Linked DNA regions of Homo sapiens: region 2 is linked to region 1. Evidence: chromatin loops called from intact Hi-C (ENCODE). Cell type or tissue: endothelial cell of umbilical vein. All regions are shown on one strand. Links, peaks and the distances in the headings refer to the core of each region. The heading gives the core; the rest is flanking DNA.

Region 1 (9,250 bases), core at 1-8,000:
GGAATGTATCCCTGGAGGATAAGGGGGAACTACCGTATTCGCTGGGTGCTGTTTGTGATTGTAGTGGCAGGATGGTCCAGGCTAGGGACAAGAGACAACCAGACTTGACCAGCCTGGCCAGATTCAGATATGAAGGAGCCAGTTACTGGTATCACGTACAGTGAGTGAAAGCAGCACCATCTGCAAGGCTCGTGCACAGTAAGAGCTTCATTTGGTGGCAAATGTGAGCGTTTGACAGGTGGAATTAGGTGGCTGCAGCCATGAAGGTTCGAAGGCAGAATGTGAGGTGGGGGAGCCAAGCACATCACTACATGCAGGTAAGTCTTTGGGTCCTGTGGGCTGCAAGTGATGACACTGCTATGTCTAAATTTATTTAGTCTCAGCCAGCTTTGTATAAATAAAACAAGATACCCAAAACAGGATCCCTAAGTTATACAGGGCTTAAAAGTGAGAGCTCTGTAACTAGAATGCCTGGATTCAAATTCCAGCTGTGCCACTTGCTAACCTCAGGGCCTGATTCATGAGTGAAGCAAAAGTAATACCTCCTTCAGAAGGCAGTGCTCAGGACAGTGCCCTGGTGCTGAGTGCTCTGTCCATGGTACCGGCCTCCGTGCATCCTACGTGAAAAACTTGCTGCCATACAGCAGCAGGTACAGAGGCTCATCCCAAACCGTGAGCCAGTCTGGGCTTTGGCATACAGGATTTCTAACAGTCTGGATCTCTTGGAATTCTGGAGAGCAGACTTGGGCTTTGGAAAGCGGTCCAGTCCTGCAGCACCTTCCTAAGGTAGCTGTCAAGTATATTAATGCTGTTTTCAAGGTTACTGTACTGAGTATGGGGTGGCAACAACAACAGTGTGCGTTTGGATAACCTAATTCATCATAAATTAAAAGCCTGTTAGATGTCATAAACTGCAGAGGACACAGAAGAATACGCCCAGATCCTTCTTGGGATGGATACAGATTAGAGAAGGTAGGCATAAACAGTTGCAATATTGTTTTCTAAATGATGTGATAGATGCAGGCAAATATTCCAGCTATTTTTATTAAGCCTAGAAATCCTGCATCCTCGGGTCCTAGTGGACTATGATTTTCTTGCCCCATCTCTAGGAGATTCTGATTCAGTAGGCCTTTGCCAGGGCAGAGGTATGTAGGTGATGCTCACGCTCAGCTAGGTTTGGGAGCAACCAGACTAGAACCCATTCACATACAGACTCTTAGTAAATGTTTTCTGCTCTCATCTTGCAAAGTGAAAGTGCCCAGCACAGGCAATGGTGTTAGTACGTTGTAGTCATTCACAAACTAGGGCTGCCCAGAAGAGAGACAGGCTGGGACTTTCGAGAGAGAAACAGCTGTTTCATTTGAATGCCTGGTGTGGGAAGAAGAAGGACAGCCTAGCTTCATGGAACCTTCTTGCACCAAACAAAGCCTCCAGATCCCTCCACAGTGCTCCATTCAATCCCTGTCCATTGGTGGTGGACCAAAGAAGAAACCAATTTGCCTTGGCCACATGTCTTTGAGAAAAAAAGCCACTCTCCCTTCTGGGACTCAGAGCATCTGTACCTGTAATATAAGAGGGGAATGTGGAAAATTCTAACTGGATGATCACTTTTCTGTGGAGGGAAAAACACATTTTTTGTTTTAAGGGGCTAGCCAGCATCAAACCTTTTTTTGAGATGGAGTCTCGCTCTGTCACCCAGGCTAGAGTGCAATGGCACTATCTCCGCTCACTGCAACCTCCGCCTCCTGGGTTCAAGCGATTCTCCTGCCTCAGCCTCCTTAATAGCTGGGATTACAGGCATGTGCCACCACGCCCAGCTAATTTTTGTTGTTTTGTTTTGAGACGAAGTCTCGCTCTGTCGCCCAGGCTGGAGTGCAGTGGCGCAATCTCGGCTCGCTGCAAGCTCGGCCTCCCGGGTTCACGCCAGTCTCCTGCCTCAGCCTCCCGAGTAGCTGGGACTACAGGCGCCTGCCACCACGCCCGGCTAATGTTTTTTTGTATTTTTAGTAGAGACGGGGTTTCACCATGTTAGGATGGTCTCAATCTCCTGACCTCGTGATCTGCCCGCCTCGGCCTCCCAAAGTGCTGGGATTACAGGCGTGAGCCACCTCACCCAGTCCGCATCCAACCTTTTATTTGGAGACAATACCTTTCAAGTACTGGTGGGTTACTGAGATCACCTCCCATCAGACAAGCAAAAACGCCTCCCATGCAGCCAGGGTGGGGCTGTGACCTGGGTTTGGCTAATCACATACATTTGCCCAGAGTGAATCAGATACTAACTAATAAAACAGGAGCAGAAACAGTAGATGTAGCAGCTTTCTCATCCAGGGTCCAGAGGCAGCTGTGTTGGGAACAGGCAGCTCCAGCTGTGGCACCCCGCAGCAGCCGTGCTCACACCAGGTTGAGAGTGACTGAGTGTGTGCCATGACTTTGTCCAGGGTCCTGCCCTTTAGCTACCTGCCCTTGTTCCTGCCTATTTTGCAAGCCTAGTTCTGCAGCCATTTCATATCCTTTCAATTAATTCTGTTTCAGTTTAAATTACTGAGTGGCTTTTTGTTGCTCATAATTAGCCCAAGGATACAATAACCGCTAAGGTCTGGTTTCTCTCTCCCTCTTTTTGTCAAAATGTCCAGGTTGCTTGCCACCATTCTTGTCCTCCCTGCCTGGAGCCTCCTGCCCCTCGGCACAGGGAAAATTGGACATTTTGAGCAAGGCCAGGACTTTGAAACATCTAGGGCAAGGATGCGTCGAAAAAAGAACAAGTGGCAAACTCACCACCTCGGGACAGGTCATGGGGAAGCTGCTCTGGAGGTTTGGGAGGCAGGCAAAAGCAGGATGCTTGGCATCGCTGAGAGCCTCTAGAGGAGTGTCCACAGCTGGGAAAGGGGGAACCAAGGGTTGTCAGACCTCCCAAGGCAGCACTTTCTGGAGTCAGGCAGAATGTACAGGAGCCTTGGAGCAAGTGAATTCCCTGCTCTGTGCCTCAGTTTCCTCATCCGTAGAATGGAAGGAATGAAAACACAAGGATTAGGTGTACAGTCAGGCCAAGTCAGATCTTAGAAACAAGACCTAACGACACTATTATCAGGAACATCAGGAAAAGGGGAAGAAGGTCAGAAACAAGAGTTTTCTAGGACTTACCGGTTTCTCACACCCTCTCCCCACCATCAAAATCATGGTTTCAGAGGCATTAGGCCAAAAAACTGCAAAAGGGAGCCTCCTTCTGGGAAGTCTCCGGCCCTTCCGCGGCTCCCGGCGTCTCCAGCAGAGGGCTCTCGGCTGTGCCGACTCAGGACAGCTGCTGCGACGGGGCCGGCTACGCTTGTCAGAGCAGCAGCTGGTGATTTTGGACTTGCCTTTGCTGGCAGGGGAGCGCTATCGAGGGTTCATTTTATCCAGCTTGAGGAAAGAAAGGTCGGAGTGTAGGGGAAGAGTGGGACAAACACGCGACCCAGTCATGCCGAGAGCATGCGCTGAGGGGGACGTGGAGCGAGGAGTGGGGCTCCAGGCTGCTGAGGCTCCGGACCAAGTGCCCCCTGCACTTTCAACGCCGTAGGTCTCCCGGCAGCCCTGGAAGGACAGTCTTACCCGGACGCCACGGTGGTCTCCCGGCAGCCCTGGGAAGGACAGTCTTACCCGGACGCCACGGTGGTCTCCCGGCAGCCCTGGGAAGGACAGTCTTACCCGGACGCCACGGTGAGGGAGGAGAAGCGCAGAGTCAGCCGCAGACGGGAGGGCGATGGCCTAACCCGGACGCCAGCGCGGTTTGCTCAGCCCTAGGGCCGGGCGCTTTCCCGCTCCCTGACCGCCTCCTGTTCCTCCGCAGGCCGAGCTGCCCTTCCCTCCCTGCTGCCCCCAGGGAAGGCTGCTGGTGTCCTCAGATGCGGGCAGGAGGAACCCGCCAGCGCCTGAGAGCCTGGCCCGAACCAGGCCTGGAGGTGCTGGGGCGAAGACACAGAGGATGTGGCCTCCATCCCTGGTAACAGACGGTTACCAGGGCGGCTTTGGGTGAGGACATTGAAAAAGGTCAGACTCCCTGGGAGCAGCGCCCTGGACTCCATTCTCATCACAGGTATATTTGTGTGGCTACTAAGAGTAAGAGCCTGGGGGTGCAGGAGTGATTCCAGCCCCCTCCTACAAAGTCATGTGAGAGGGATCTGAAGAAAATCCAGGGGAAAATGTACCACAGCGAGGAAATCGCCATCTAAAGGGCTGAACGCTCAAGAACGGCGTTGGGTGGGCTCCGCGTTGGAGTTGAGTCCCGAAGGATGTTCTAACAGCAAAGGGGAGAAAGGAAGAGAGAAGCCAAGGCGTGCGGGCAACGTGAACCGCATGAGCCGAGGCAAAGGGGCAGCGTGGGGCTGGACCCTGGAGTCTGCTCCTGTCTGAATTCTAGTGCTGTCACTGACTAGCAAGGAACTTCCCTGTGCCTCGTGGCTGTCACATGGAAAGACAGCACCGCCATCCAGCCCTTATACCGTAAGGGTTATATGAACTAGCACTGTGGGCATTAGCAGAGCATGCTGTACACTTTGGTATATTGTGAGAATGAAATAAATCAACAAATGCAAAGCAGGTTTTGCATAACAAAGACTAAACAAGTGTTAGTTAGCTCCTTTCCTCCTTCCCGCCTGTGAAAATGCTGTCTTATGATGTCCTTTAATTATTTCGTGTGGTTAAGCTTCAGCTTATTGGCCAGTTCATCCTTGTAGATACAAGTATTTTTAAAGCCTCCAATTTTAATTTCCTCACAGACCATTGCTGTACTTGTCCTTACATCTACTTCATACTGAAATTTTCTTTCTGTTTCTTTATGTCTCTGCATCTAGACCAGTGGTTCCCAATTGAAGTCAGTTTTGCTCCTCAGGGCACACTTAACAACATCTGGAGACATTTTTAATTGTCCTGACCGAGAGGACAATGCTACTGGCATCTAGTGGACAGAGGCCAGGGATACTGCTGAACATCCCGCAGTGCACAGGACGCCTGCAACACAGATTATCCAGCCCCAAACGTCAATAGTGCCGGAGTTATGGAACCCTAATGAAGACAATTCTTGAAGGCATAGACTGAATCTTATTTATCTTTGTTTCCCTCATGTCTCACAAGCAGAGTATGAGTTCAGCAAATAGGAGTTGAACAGAAATCAGGAGGAGGTGCTGATTGACAGGAAAAAAGAAAGATTTAGTTTAGAGCTGAGAATTCAGCTGGACAGCCATAGGGGCTCTGGCATGGAGACTGGAAGTCAGAAGAGAATTTGCAGCAAGACATTTAGAGCCATTTATCCAGCCATCATAATTTTATTGAGTAACTATTTTGTGTGAGGCACTGTACTGGATGCTTTGGCAACAGAGATAAGCAAGGCAACCCCTGTGAATAAGGCACTCCTGGTCTACACACAGTGGGAGAAACATAGAAATTCATCTCTTCTGAGCGGAGCCTGTGGGAACCCAGAGGATGGACACCCAGCGTGGTCTGAGGAATCATGGGCCAAAACAGGAGGCATCAGGAGAGATCTCTTGGGTAAAGAAGAGTGAGGGCTGGAAGGATATTCCAGGCAGTGGGAACAACTTACATAAAGTGAGAATATTGCAAATGCCTAGCGGGTCTGTAGTGAGAGGGTCATGAGGCGGAGGAGTGAGGTGCGTAGCAAGGAATAGCAGGTGGGGCCAGAGCAGTAAAATTAACCATTGTTCTATTTGAAGAAGGGTAGGACGCATTTTTAGGTTTTTTGGCTATTTCTCCTTTTGGTAATAGCATCTATTTTCTTTAGAGAATTATCTCTTCCCCCTCACTCCTCTCCTAGTGGAGGTACAGGCATGAGAAAAAGCTAAACCAATGACATGTTCTCAAATATAACTTACAATCCCAGGAGTCATGATGAAATGGTTGAAAAAAAAAATAGTTGAAGCTCACTAACCTTAGCATCACATTTCAATGAGATTGTCAAATAATTCTTGTTTCCCAGGCCCCCAGAGCTGCCGAGTTTCTGACTTCTCTAAGCCAGGTTCACAAGCCTTCCCTTCAATTCTGTGAGGATTTTTTTCCCCATTTTTCCTGAAGTTACGTGGTCACTTTCTGTTACTTGCAACCAGAGTAACTTAATTGATAAAGTCAGTGAGGAAGGAATAGAATACAACAAATGGCTTAAAAACAGAAGGCCAAGCGTGATGGCTCATTCCTGTAATCCCAGCACTTTGTGAGGCCGAGGCAGGTGGATTGCTTGAGCTCAGGAGTTCAAGACCAACCTGGGCAACATGGCAAAACCCCATCTCTACCAAAAATACAAAAAATTAGCCGGGCGTGGTGGCTCACACCTGTAGTCCCAATTTCTCAGAAGGCTGAGGTGGGAGGATCACTTGAACCCAGGAGGAGGAGGTTTCAGTCAGTAGAGATTGAACTACTATACTCTAGCCTGGATGACAAAGTAAGACCTTGTCAAAAAAAAAAAAAAAAAAAAAAAAAAAAAAAGAAGGATAATCAAGACAATGAGCTAACACAGAAGCCATAGTGGACTTTCTTCAATATTTTAAGAAAGGTGAAAAATAGCAGGAATTTAACCTCTCAAAAATGCTATTCCCATTATCTATTCTTCCTCAGCTACAAAGCCCCTGATTTCACCTAGGCACATGGCTGCCCAAAAAAGACAACCCTGTCTGGCCCCCCTTAAACCTGATTGTAGCTATCTAAGTTGTAGCCAATGAGGTGTCAGAGGAAGTACCATGCAGTGCAACTTCTTAAGTAGCCTAGAAAGATGGGGTCACATCCCCCTGGGTTGTTTCCTTCTTTGTGTCATTTTGATCTCTCTCGCTGGAAAACAGAAATGATGTCTGGAGTGTAAGCAGCCATCTTGGGCTAGGAGACTACATGCTGACATGGTGACACACCACCCAGAAAGAATCTGAGTAGTCGATGATCACAGAGCTACCATATCAGCACTAGACTCTCTACCTCCACATTTTATTTGTGTGACATAGAAATAAAGTTTAAGCTTTGTTTTTTCTGGGGTGTATGTGTGTACACATGTGCGTCTCTGTCTGTCTCACATGCAGTGAGACCTAATTCTAACTGATATGCCGGTAGGATGGGGGGACCTTGCCACAAGGTATAATTGTGGTGGGATGGCTGTGTCTTGCTCCCATTCAGGATCCATGGAAAGCTCCTCCTCCTTCCTGTTCCCCTGGATGCCAAGCGATGGGCCTGAGACCCTGGCTTTGCCATGTGGATGCTCCCCCTCAGGACTTTGGATGTGCAGTGATTGCTACAAAAAGGGCAATGAAGATGCCTGGACCACAGCCACACAGTCTCCATCACAGCAGTGGTATTCTGTGGAATGAGTACTAATTTTCTGGCCACATTTTCTGTTAAAAACTGGTTGTTGAGCTGCCCACTTGTCTTGGTCAAGGGATGCTGGAGTGGCCTGGGAAGGCAGTGTTGTTTGCTTTTCTTAGGATGGAACACACTTAGGCATATTTTTGGTCAAAGCAAAAGAAGAATTCAAAGGTGAGAGAAGTTGAAGATAAAAAGGGGAAAATGAGGGTAGCAGATGAAGCAAAGTCACACAGAAAGCTGGCAGGCGAGTAGTAGAATCAGAGTACAGGCTGAGCATCCCAAATCTGAAAATCCAAAATCGGAAGTGCTCCAAAACCTGAAACTTTTGGAGCACCAACACAATGCTCAAAGTAAATGCTCAGTGAAGCATTTTGGATTTCATATTTTCAGATTTGGGTTTGCCCAACCGGTGTAATACAAATATTCCAAAATCAAAAAAAAAAAAAAAAAAAAATCTAAAGTCTGAAACACTCCTGGTCCCAAGCATTTTGAATACAGGATACTCAACCTGTATGACACTTTCCTATTGGACCCTCTTTCCTACCCCAAATAATACTTAATAAGTTTTTGTTTCAAAAGTGCCACTCTGAGCATCTTTGGCTATAAGGAGCAGAGTCACATTCTAGCTCCCCTGGCACCTGCTTCACAGGAGCCCATGTGAGAAGACCAGGTTCTGGTCAGGACAGGCATACCTGAGAGCTGTTGGGGTCTGTGATCTGCTGAAAAATGACTTCTCAATGTTCTTCACATCCTAATCCTCAGAAACTGTGAATATATTACTTTATATGACAACAGGGATTTTAAAGATGTGATTAAGTAAATAGTTTGGAGATGGACAGATTATCCTGGATTATCCAGATGGGCCCAATGTAAACACAAGGGCCCTCATGAGAGGGAGGCAAGAGGGTCAGAGAAGATGCTGTGACAGCAGAAGCAGAGGACAGAGAGTCGCAGAGAGATTTGAAGATACTACACAGCTGGCTTTGAAAATGCAGGAAAGGGCCATATCTGTTGCTTCACACCACTAAGTTTGTGATAATTTGTTACAGCAGCAGTGGGAAACTAATAGAGCATCTTTCCTTTTTTTCTAGTTAAAGGACTCACTTGTACGTGTACACATTTCTCAGGAGTCCTGTCAACCACTGGGAAGAAAGAGGCTGGACTTCTGCATTGAACCCAGGAACGGGGTTTCACAGCAATGGAAACCTGGGGTTAAATATCAATGGAACCTTACATGACTTGAAGAATCTTTAATACAAGCTAGGTTTTGACCCCAAATTAGACATTTGGCAGCCTCTCATTACAGTCTATCTTGCAAACCTCAGTGTGGCAAGGAATCAGATTCACCCACACTCCCTAGTCTAAAGGATTGTCCTCTGATCCTTCCAGGTGGATTAAGCCCTTTCTAATCTGTCATGGACAGAGCAATGTACCTGCCTTTGTTTGTTTTCCTTAATTCTTTCAAGTGCCTTTGGGTAATAAATGGTTGCGTACTCAGGTTTTTAGTCCAAATTTTTTTTCTTCAACTCTAGGTAATTGCTTTACTTGCCAGAATAGGTTACCATAGCAATATTTTCTGAGCAATAGGTGAACTGAATTGTACTATTGAGGAAGCCCAGGAGAAAAATACTAATAACAACCTGAGAAAGTCTAATCACTTTATGGAGCCTCAGGGCTGTGAAGAGGGGGATAAGACGGACTCCCTGGGTGATTAGGAAGTGCTGCTGCCAGCTCACACAGGACGCAATGTGAGAAGCCACCCATGGTCCCCAAATTCCCCCATCTCCTGATATCCAAGTCCCCCATCCAAGCTGCTTAAATGACAAAAGACAAATGTAAACTGGGGAAACATTTGAAATGCATATCAAAAAGGGGTATTTCACAAAGCTCTCCAACAGGAGGCCTAGGAAGATGG
Region 2 (8,000 bases), core at 1-8,000, 120 kb after region 1:
AAAAAAAAAAAAATTAGCCCGGCATGGTGGTGTTCCTGTGGTCCCGACTATGTGGAAGGCTGAGGTGGAAGGATTGCTTCATCCCAGGAGGCTGAGGCTGCAGTGAGTTATGATCATGCCACTGGACTCTAGCGTAGATGATGGAGTGAGACCCTGTCTCAAAAAAATGAAAATAAAAGAGGCTTGAGTGGGCTCCCTTGCCTCCTTCCACCATGTGAGGAAGCAGCAACTAGGCATCATCTATGGACATCAGACACCAGATCTGTTGGTGCCTCGATCTTGGACTTCCCAACCTTCAGAACTGTAAGCAACAAATTACCACGTCTAAGGTATTTTGATAGAGCAGCCTAAATGGACTAAGACAAGGCTCTAGGAAAGGTCCCCGGGATCTTCCCACCTGCTTCACCCACCTTCTTGTGTAGCCTCTCACCCCTGCACCCACCTACTCATCTGACATTTACCCAATGCTCTGCTCAAATGAGGTGTATGGGAGAAAGAAAAGAACATGACATTGTAACTGTGGGATTAAAATATGAGAAGAGATGGGGCAGAGCCAGGCCCAAGGAAAGAGAGTTAGCTCCCTCACCAGGGGGTTCAGGAAACCTTCACCAACAAAGACTTACCCCAGATGGATCTTGGCAGGGAAGTAAGAGCTTTCTAAGAAGAAAAGGCTCATCTCTTTTCTTTTCTTTAATTAATTTAACTAACAATTAAATTCTTCATCTGATCATCTTTTCTTAAATAGGAAGTGTCCCAGTAGCTTAGCTTAGTTTTTATCTTGCTGGAGTCCTCCAGGATTCTCTTACCTCTATTTTCTTCTTCATCATTAACCCCTACACTTACTCTAAAAATTCAGCTGCTGGTTAACACCACCTCTCTGGATTTCTCTTTCTTTCATCACTCTCAGGTTTCCTCTTAGCTACCTACCACCTGTACTCCATTCTATTCCTTTGCATATTCCCTCATTGGACCATGATATGATTTGGCTGAGTCCCCACCCAAATCTCATCTTGAATTGTGGTTCCCATAATCCCCACGTGTCGTGGGAGGGATCAGGTGGAGGTAATTGGATGATGGGGGTGGTTTACCCCATGGTGTTCTCGTGATAGTGAGTTCTCAGGAGAACTGATGGTTTTATAGGCATCTGGCATTTCCCCTGCTTGTACTTCTCCTTCCAGTCATCATGTGAAGAAGGACATGTTTGCTTCCCCTTCCGCCATGATTCTAAATTTACCCTGAGGCCTCCCTACCCATGCAAAACTGTGAGTCAATTAAACCTCTTTCCTTTATAAATTACCCAGTCTCAGGTATGTCTTTATCAGCAGGGTGAGAATGGACTAATATTTCCTTATTTGTATAATGAGGATAATAATAGTACCTCCCCTTCATAAGGATGTTGTGCGAACTGAGTCAATTTTGCAAAGTGCTTAGTAATTAGTAAGCAATAACAAAGCACTTATTAGCCATTACTATTACTGACAGATAGATGTCTGTGATAGAATACGTGAAATAAAAACTCAATTTTGTAACCATACAACTCACTCTCCCCAGGTGAGGGCATACGTGTCTGTAAAAGCCTAAAAAAGGATGCATCTCAGATGCCTTCTGCCTGTATGACCTTGTAAAAGAGGCTGTGGGATGTAAAGAGTTTGGAATCCCTCACATACTACAGGTAGAAGTAAATTGATAAAATAATTGATGAACAACTCAATAGTTTCTAGCAAAATCAAAAACGCATTTTTTGAGAAGTTAGGGAACAAGTTAAATAAATTGTGTTACATATATACTATGTCACACTATCCAGTCACTAAAAAGAATGAGGTAGATTTATTTGCTTAAATTTTGGTTCAACCACTAACAAGCTATGTGACTACAGACAGCCTGCTTAATTTCTGTGTCTCAGTATCCTTATTTGTAAAGTGAGGAAAATAACAGTACCTCCCATTCATAAGGATGCTGTGTGAACTGAATGAGTTAATTTTATAAAGCACATAGTAATTACTAAGCAGTAACAAAGCACTTATTAGCAATTACTATTACTGACAGAGAGACGTCTGTGATACAATAAGTGAAATAAAAACTCAATTTTGTAACCATACAAGTCACTCTCCCCAGGTGAAGGGGCATACATTTTTGCAAAGGCCTAAAAACAGGTTTGCCAGGAAACACAGCAGACACAAATAGTAGCTTGCTCTATTTATTCTTATCTTTATATACTTCTATACTATTTAATTTATATTCAGCTTATCCCTACAATTTAAAAAAAGCACTTGAAACATTTGAAAACTGACAGAAACAAAAGGAAAATGTGTTTAGTATATCTGCACACACACAGAAACATGGAACACAGACTCTGAGCAAGTCTCTCCCTTCCCTACCTCATTTTCCTCATCCAGTTGGCCTAGCTACATGGTCAGGGATTACTCCATGTGCTGGTCATCATCTCTAATTACATTAAACATTGCAATAATGATTGCTGTCTTTTAATGACAGCCTGCTATGTTAAGCAGTATGCTTGAAAAATGACAGCCTGCTATGTTAAGCAGTATGCTTGAAAAATAACAGACTCTGGGTAAAAGTGTTCTGAACCAACTGCAAAACAGACTCAAGAGTCAGGGAGGATTGCCCTGTCAGCTGGACCAAGAATGAGTCAAGACTGCCATTTGTGTTGAGGCTTAGTATTGCTTCTCCCCAGGTTTAGACAGAAGGTAGAAGCAAATGTCCGTTCCTGCTGGGATACTCTGGCTCCTGGAGTCCACAATAATCTCAAAACTATCTTCCCTCAGAGATAAAGACACCATAATAAGGAAGACTCATCCTTGTCTCCTGCTCCTGATTCTGTGATGAGTTCTTTTTGAACCATTCTTATCACCAGCAGGGGTCAGGAGTAGGGATGATACTGTCTGAGTTGACAACTCATTAAAATGTCTAAACAAATAACTGAACAGAAACCAAATCATAGGCTATCTTTTCATCCTTCTTTGATCCAGAGCATTTAGCAAACCAACCTATTATTTGTTCAGCTATGGTAGAACAAATTCTAATAGAACAAATTCAAATAAAGAAATGATTGGGCAGGACCATTTGATAGGTTAATACCTTTTAAATATGTGGGACTAACTAAAAACTAACAAGCTCAAAATGCCAACTGGTACCCATTTTTTTTTTTTTTTTGAGATGGAGTTTCGCTCTTGTTGCCCAGGCTAGAGTGCAACAGCATGATCTCGGCTCACCGCAACCTCCGCCTCCTGGTTTCAAGCAATTCTCCTGCCTCAGCCTCCTGAGTAGCTGGGATTACAAGCAGGCGCCACCATGCCCAGCTAATTTTGTATTTTTAGTAGAGACAGGGAGTCTCCAAGTTGGTTAGGCTGCTCTTGAACTCCCGACCTCAAGTGATCTGCCCCTCCTCAGCCTCCCAAAGTGCTGGGATTACAGGCGTGAGCCACCACACCTGGCCCATATTCATTCTCTTAATCTTCTTCTACGTGTATTCTTCTAATCTAATCTATTGCTAATGCAACTGAAGCATATAACTTTTTTATTGTCCAATGACTGTTGCTGAGTCAAACTTCCCAGCTTCCTCTTAGGTCTACTTTTCAGGGCAAATATATGAAGGTCTTTCCAAAACAGTCTCATATCACCAGGTATTACAGAACACCATCTCCTACAGCTCTTTTAAAAATGATCAAGTTTCCTCCATTTCCCTGCCATCAATAGTAGCAGTCCACGTCTAGACTATTGCATCAGCCTCCTACCTGTTGTCCCTGAATTCCTTCTCACCCAAGTCCAGTTAATTCATGCTCCTGCAGCAAACAGAATGGTCTTTACAATATGCAATTCTGATCATGCCACTCCCCTATTTAAACACGTCAATGGCTTCTGTTGTCCTTAACATGGCTTGGATGGTCCTGTTGATCAGACACTGCCAACCAACTGTCTTCATTCATGACTCCCTGGCCACAAAACAGACTGGCTAAGACCCTTCCTCCTCTGGTCTTTGTTCATGTTGTTCTGTAAGTCCATATAGCCCATACAGACTTCCTGCCTGGAAATACCCACTCATCTTTCCAGTCTCAGAACTCTGTGACCTGAGGCTAGGTCAGGTCTCCCTATTAGTCACTCTCCCAGCTTCCTAGACTTCTCCTTCAAGCATTTAACACACCTGTAATTAAATGACGATGAGTGTGGTAACTTCTCATTAGAAGTTAAGATCCTTGACAGGAAGGATCATAACTTGTTCTTCATTCATCCCAATAGCTAGTTCAGTGCCTAGCACACAGTAGTGCTCGGTAGATATTTGTTAACTAATGCTATTTATTCTTGCCCTGTGATCTTTTCCTATGACAGAAGTTAGCAAATTTTTTCTGCAAAGGGCTGGATAGTAAATATTTTAGGCTTTGTAGGTCTTATGGTCTTCTGCAACTACTCAACTCTGCCACTGTAGCCTGAAAGCAGCCACAGAAAATGTGTAAACAAATGGATGTGTTATGTTGTAATAAAACTTAATTTACAAAAACAAGTGGCAACTGGACTGGCCCAAGCACCACAGTATGCCAACCCCCGTTCTGGAATCTCCTTTAACCAATCTACCATGAAGATCTTGAATAAACTTACGAAAAGAAAACACTGACCTCTTCAAGATGTTTGGTCTTTTGCGCAATCTGTTTGTTCAAGGAAATGACTTTCCGGCGATGTAGCTGGGAGGTTCCTAATTTTTCTGGACTTTCTTCAGCTGATAGCTCAGACTGCTGTGGAAAAAAGGGATGGCAAATCCAAAGGATTTAGTTAGTTGACCTTGGTTCATGTAATCAAGCCCTGTTCAATGTGGGCAAAGCAGTACTGGGCAGCCAGTCACACCAAGCCAGGGCATTTACAGAGGCCTGTTCAAAACCTGGCGTACAGAAGAGATTCTGACACAATGACCAAAATCCCTATCAACAGAACCTGCATTCTGGGCTGAGGGAACAGCATGTGTAAAAAAGTACAGGGACATAACTGTGGTTATGTCAATATCATATAGGCAACAGGTATCATCAAAAAGTCTTAAATAGGGGAATAACATGGCCATAGTAATATCTTCATAAGACCATTCTGGAGTTATCAAGAATAATGAATTGATTCACTGTGATCGAAGTATTATAAGCAAATGGTTAAAAAAGTCTAGCCATTCAGCAGCACTTATAATGAAGAGTCTCCCAACACATTTTCCATCACTTGGCCCACTCCAATTTAATCATTTCCTATTTCTGATGTTCTGGAGTTAACAGGGGATTGATTGGAAAGGGATTAAAGGTGCTGAGAGAGGTCAGGTAGGAAAAGTTCTGCAACTCTATAAGGGAGGAGGGGGTGGAGAAGGATCCTCAGGACCAGGAGTGAGTGTGAGAGAGATCTCTGAACAAGATGATGAGGTGAATGTGATAACATTTTCCAGGAGGGCAAATGGCCATTCCTGAAAAACCACACAAAGAAGTAAGCAGCTTAGTGTAGATACTGAATACAAACACCGCCTCAAGACTCCTGTGAGAAGCCCCAGGAAAAAGAAATTAAAAGGTAGACCGTTTTGCAATAAGTGCAATTATAATACTTCTTGGATGATTATAGTTTTATTAAACAGTCAAACACCAACAATAAAACATCTTCTTTCTTATAGTAAGTACCCCAATTCCAAGCTAATCATTGATTCTAAACTCACATGCAACAAAAACCATTTGGATATTCAACTTTCCCTGAATGTTTTAACAGTGTCCTAGGCTTGAAAGTCTAAGATATTTACCCACAGGAAAAAGAAATGGGAAAGTGAGAATGAGGAGAAATTGGATGGCCATAACCATTTATTCTGGTTAAGGATTTCTCTGAATAATTCAGCAGGTATTATTAATGGATGATGAGTTCTTCTGCTACTTAACAATTTTGGAGTTACAAAACAACCAGCAGGATACAGCTGCATAAAATGGTAAGAAACATCACTTTCTGTCTCATGGGCTGGTAGGCCATAAAGGAAACAGAAAAACTAAGCATTTATTATTACAACACATTTAGCCTTGAAACCTGGGACTGTGTAAAATGTCAACATTATTTTAGCTTTTAGGATTTCTGGGAATTGGAATTAACTTTTTAAAATTAATTTTGGACGCACCAAGATATTCACAACTTGTAGTATGGAGAAGGACAAACTATTTCTGAAAATTATTTGAGAGTATTAAAAAAGGGTGGTGGAAGAGGAAAGACCAGCCCCACTCTAAATCACTTACAAAAACAGAATTACAATTAACTACATCTCCTCTACTTTGATTGGATTGACCTGAACTATGCTATTAATTTGGCCACTTTTGTATGTTATGTATTTAATAGCTTTTTTATAGTTAATTTTAGCTTTGAGTTTTAATATCCAGCTTAGATTCCTTGACTTTGACTTCCAAAGTGTCATAAGCATATTCTCAGAGCATTGTGCTTTACTAGCCGAATTACATAAGCCTTCTATTCATGCTTTTCTGATACCTGAAACAGAACTAATTTCCCATACAGTATGTCTCTATGTTTGGTGTGAGGATTATGCTTCAGTATCCTGACCTCCTCCAGATGCCTGTCAGGCTTCGAGACTGAGACGTGGGCAGGCAGGCTCCAGTGGATCCACGTATCACTCACCTTCCAGACTTCCTCCAGTGTGTGGGGGCTGAGTAAACTCATTCAATTCTGTTCTGCAGCTTTGGCATGGATTGGGTGATGTCTCTGACTGTTAGCAAGCTTTCTTGCTCATAAACTGCTTTTATGGCCAAAGTCCTAAGAAAATAAAAACTGCATTCCCCCACCCAGCTTCCATGCTCTCGTATTAGTGTATGTGGCACACATACAGCTTTGTTTTAAAATTATGACCTTCAGACTTCACTTACAAGAATTCTTCTTGCAGGAAAACCAGCAGCCATCTTGATATGTGGAAAGATTATTTCTGTTGATAGCTATCTAAGTCTCAATTTTGAGCCACATGCTCCCTCAAAACCCTGTCAGAAGGTCTCAGAGGCCAAATACCTTTTCATAATAATATGTTATTTGCCTTTTCACTCTCATTCTCGTGATTATACAGTGACATCTTCCAGATGTTACATGACATGTGATATCACTGATCTGATGTTAATATTAATGTGCTCATTATAATTTGTAAGTAAATACATAAGCTATTGGGTATGAATTAATACATGTTACTGTCAATGAATACGTAAGCTACTGTAAATGAATTAAAATACACAAGCTATTGAGTCCTCAGTTATTTTTAAGAGTCTTTAACTGGGTCCTGAAAGTATTATAAAATGTTGAGAACTGCTACTTTAATCTAAGGAGCCTGGTTCACTTGGTAACCCACCCATGGGCTGGGACAGTCAATGGGGTGGGCTCACCAACTGGCCAGCCATCGTTTATGTAACACCGAGAGGGAAAAGTTCTTTCTCATTCTGCTCTTTTACTAGACCCGTGATTCAGACAACCATACAGAGAGAAAATGCTCGCAATGCACAGAAAAATATCTTGAAATCTCTATAGGTACCTCTACCATATCTGTTATAGTAGTATATGTTCCAAGGAAACATGAGCTTTCAAACTGCTCTCTTTTATTGGTAGGTAATAATTCTTAGTCCTGTGTGGAGTCCTGTAAATGTACATTTACTGGCGCACAGTACTTATAAACTTGTAAGTTCCTCTGTTTGCCTCTGAGTTTAGAGACAGTGCTATGGGAAGCTGCTTTGTTTAATGGGAAGTTATTTTTAGTCAGATAAAACAGTTTATTACTGAGCTGAAATGAGAGTTCCTAACCTAGTAAACAGAAAGCTGACCGCTCTGTTTTTCAAACACACTTTTTATTAAGCAATCTAAATTTTTTGTTTCTCAAAGCCAAGAGAACTCAGACTGATGAAGACAGGAACAGGTCCGTAAACCAGCAGGTCTCATCTAATGGTTCATTCACTGAGAGATACGATGAGAAAGAAAACTAGATGACCAAGGTGGATTTT

The links. Hi-C counts contacts between places; a loop is a spot of excess contacts. Peaks named below come from ENCODE experiments on the same cell type or tissue, not always from the same donor. Only the 100,000 strongest peaks of a DNase experiment are listed, where the experiment ranks them.
Region 2: a loop joins it to region 1, with 4 times the contacts of the local background. A loop is called at or near these places in 5 of 110 quality-filtered maps.

The regions. Positions count from the first base shown.
Region 1 is chr2:117,832,826-117,842,075 of GRCh38, forward strand. It overlaps LOC107985939 (a long non-coding RNA gene), which reads left to right and starts at 906. Exons shown (of 7, transcript NR_158150.1): 1 at 906-972; 2 at 2,637-2,791; 3 at 3,560-3,699; 4 at 3,830-4,075; 5 at 4,833-5,526; 6 at 7,150-7,506; 7 at 8,427-8,831. In endothelial cell of umbilical vein, for the core only: a CTCF peak has its summit at 3,270 (motif pointing right); a DNase peak (open chromatin) is centred at 3,376; H3K4me3 peaks cover 594 bases.
Region 2 is chr2:117,953,734-117,961,733 of GRCh38, forward strand. It overlaps CCDC93 (CCC complex scaffolding subunit CCDC93), which reads right to left. Exons shown (of 24, transcript NM_019044.5): 12 at 4,632-4,748. Among named protein-coding and RNA genes, the nearest start is that of CCDC93, 56 kb to the right of the region's middle. In endothelial cell of umbilical vein, for the core only: no CTCF peak of the experiment used is centred there; DNase peaks (open chromatin) are centred at 4,088, 4,688 and 6,728; H3K27ac peaks cover 2,460 bases.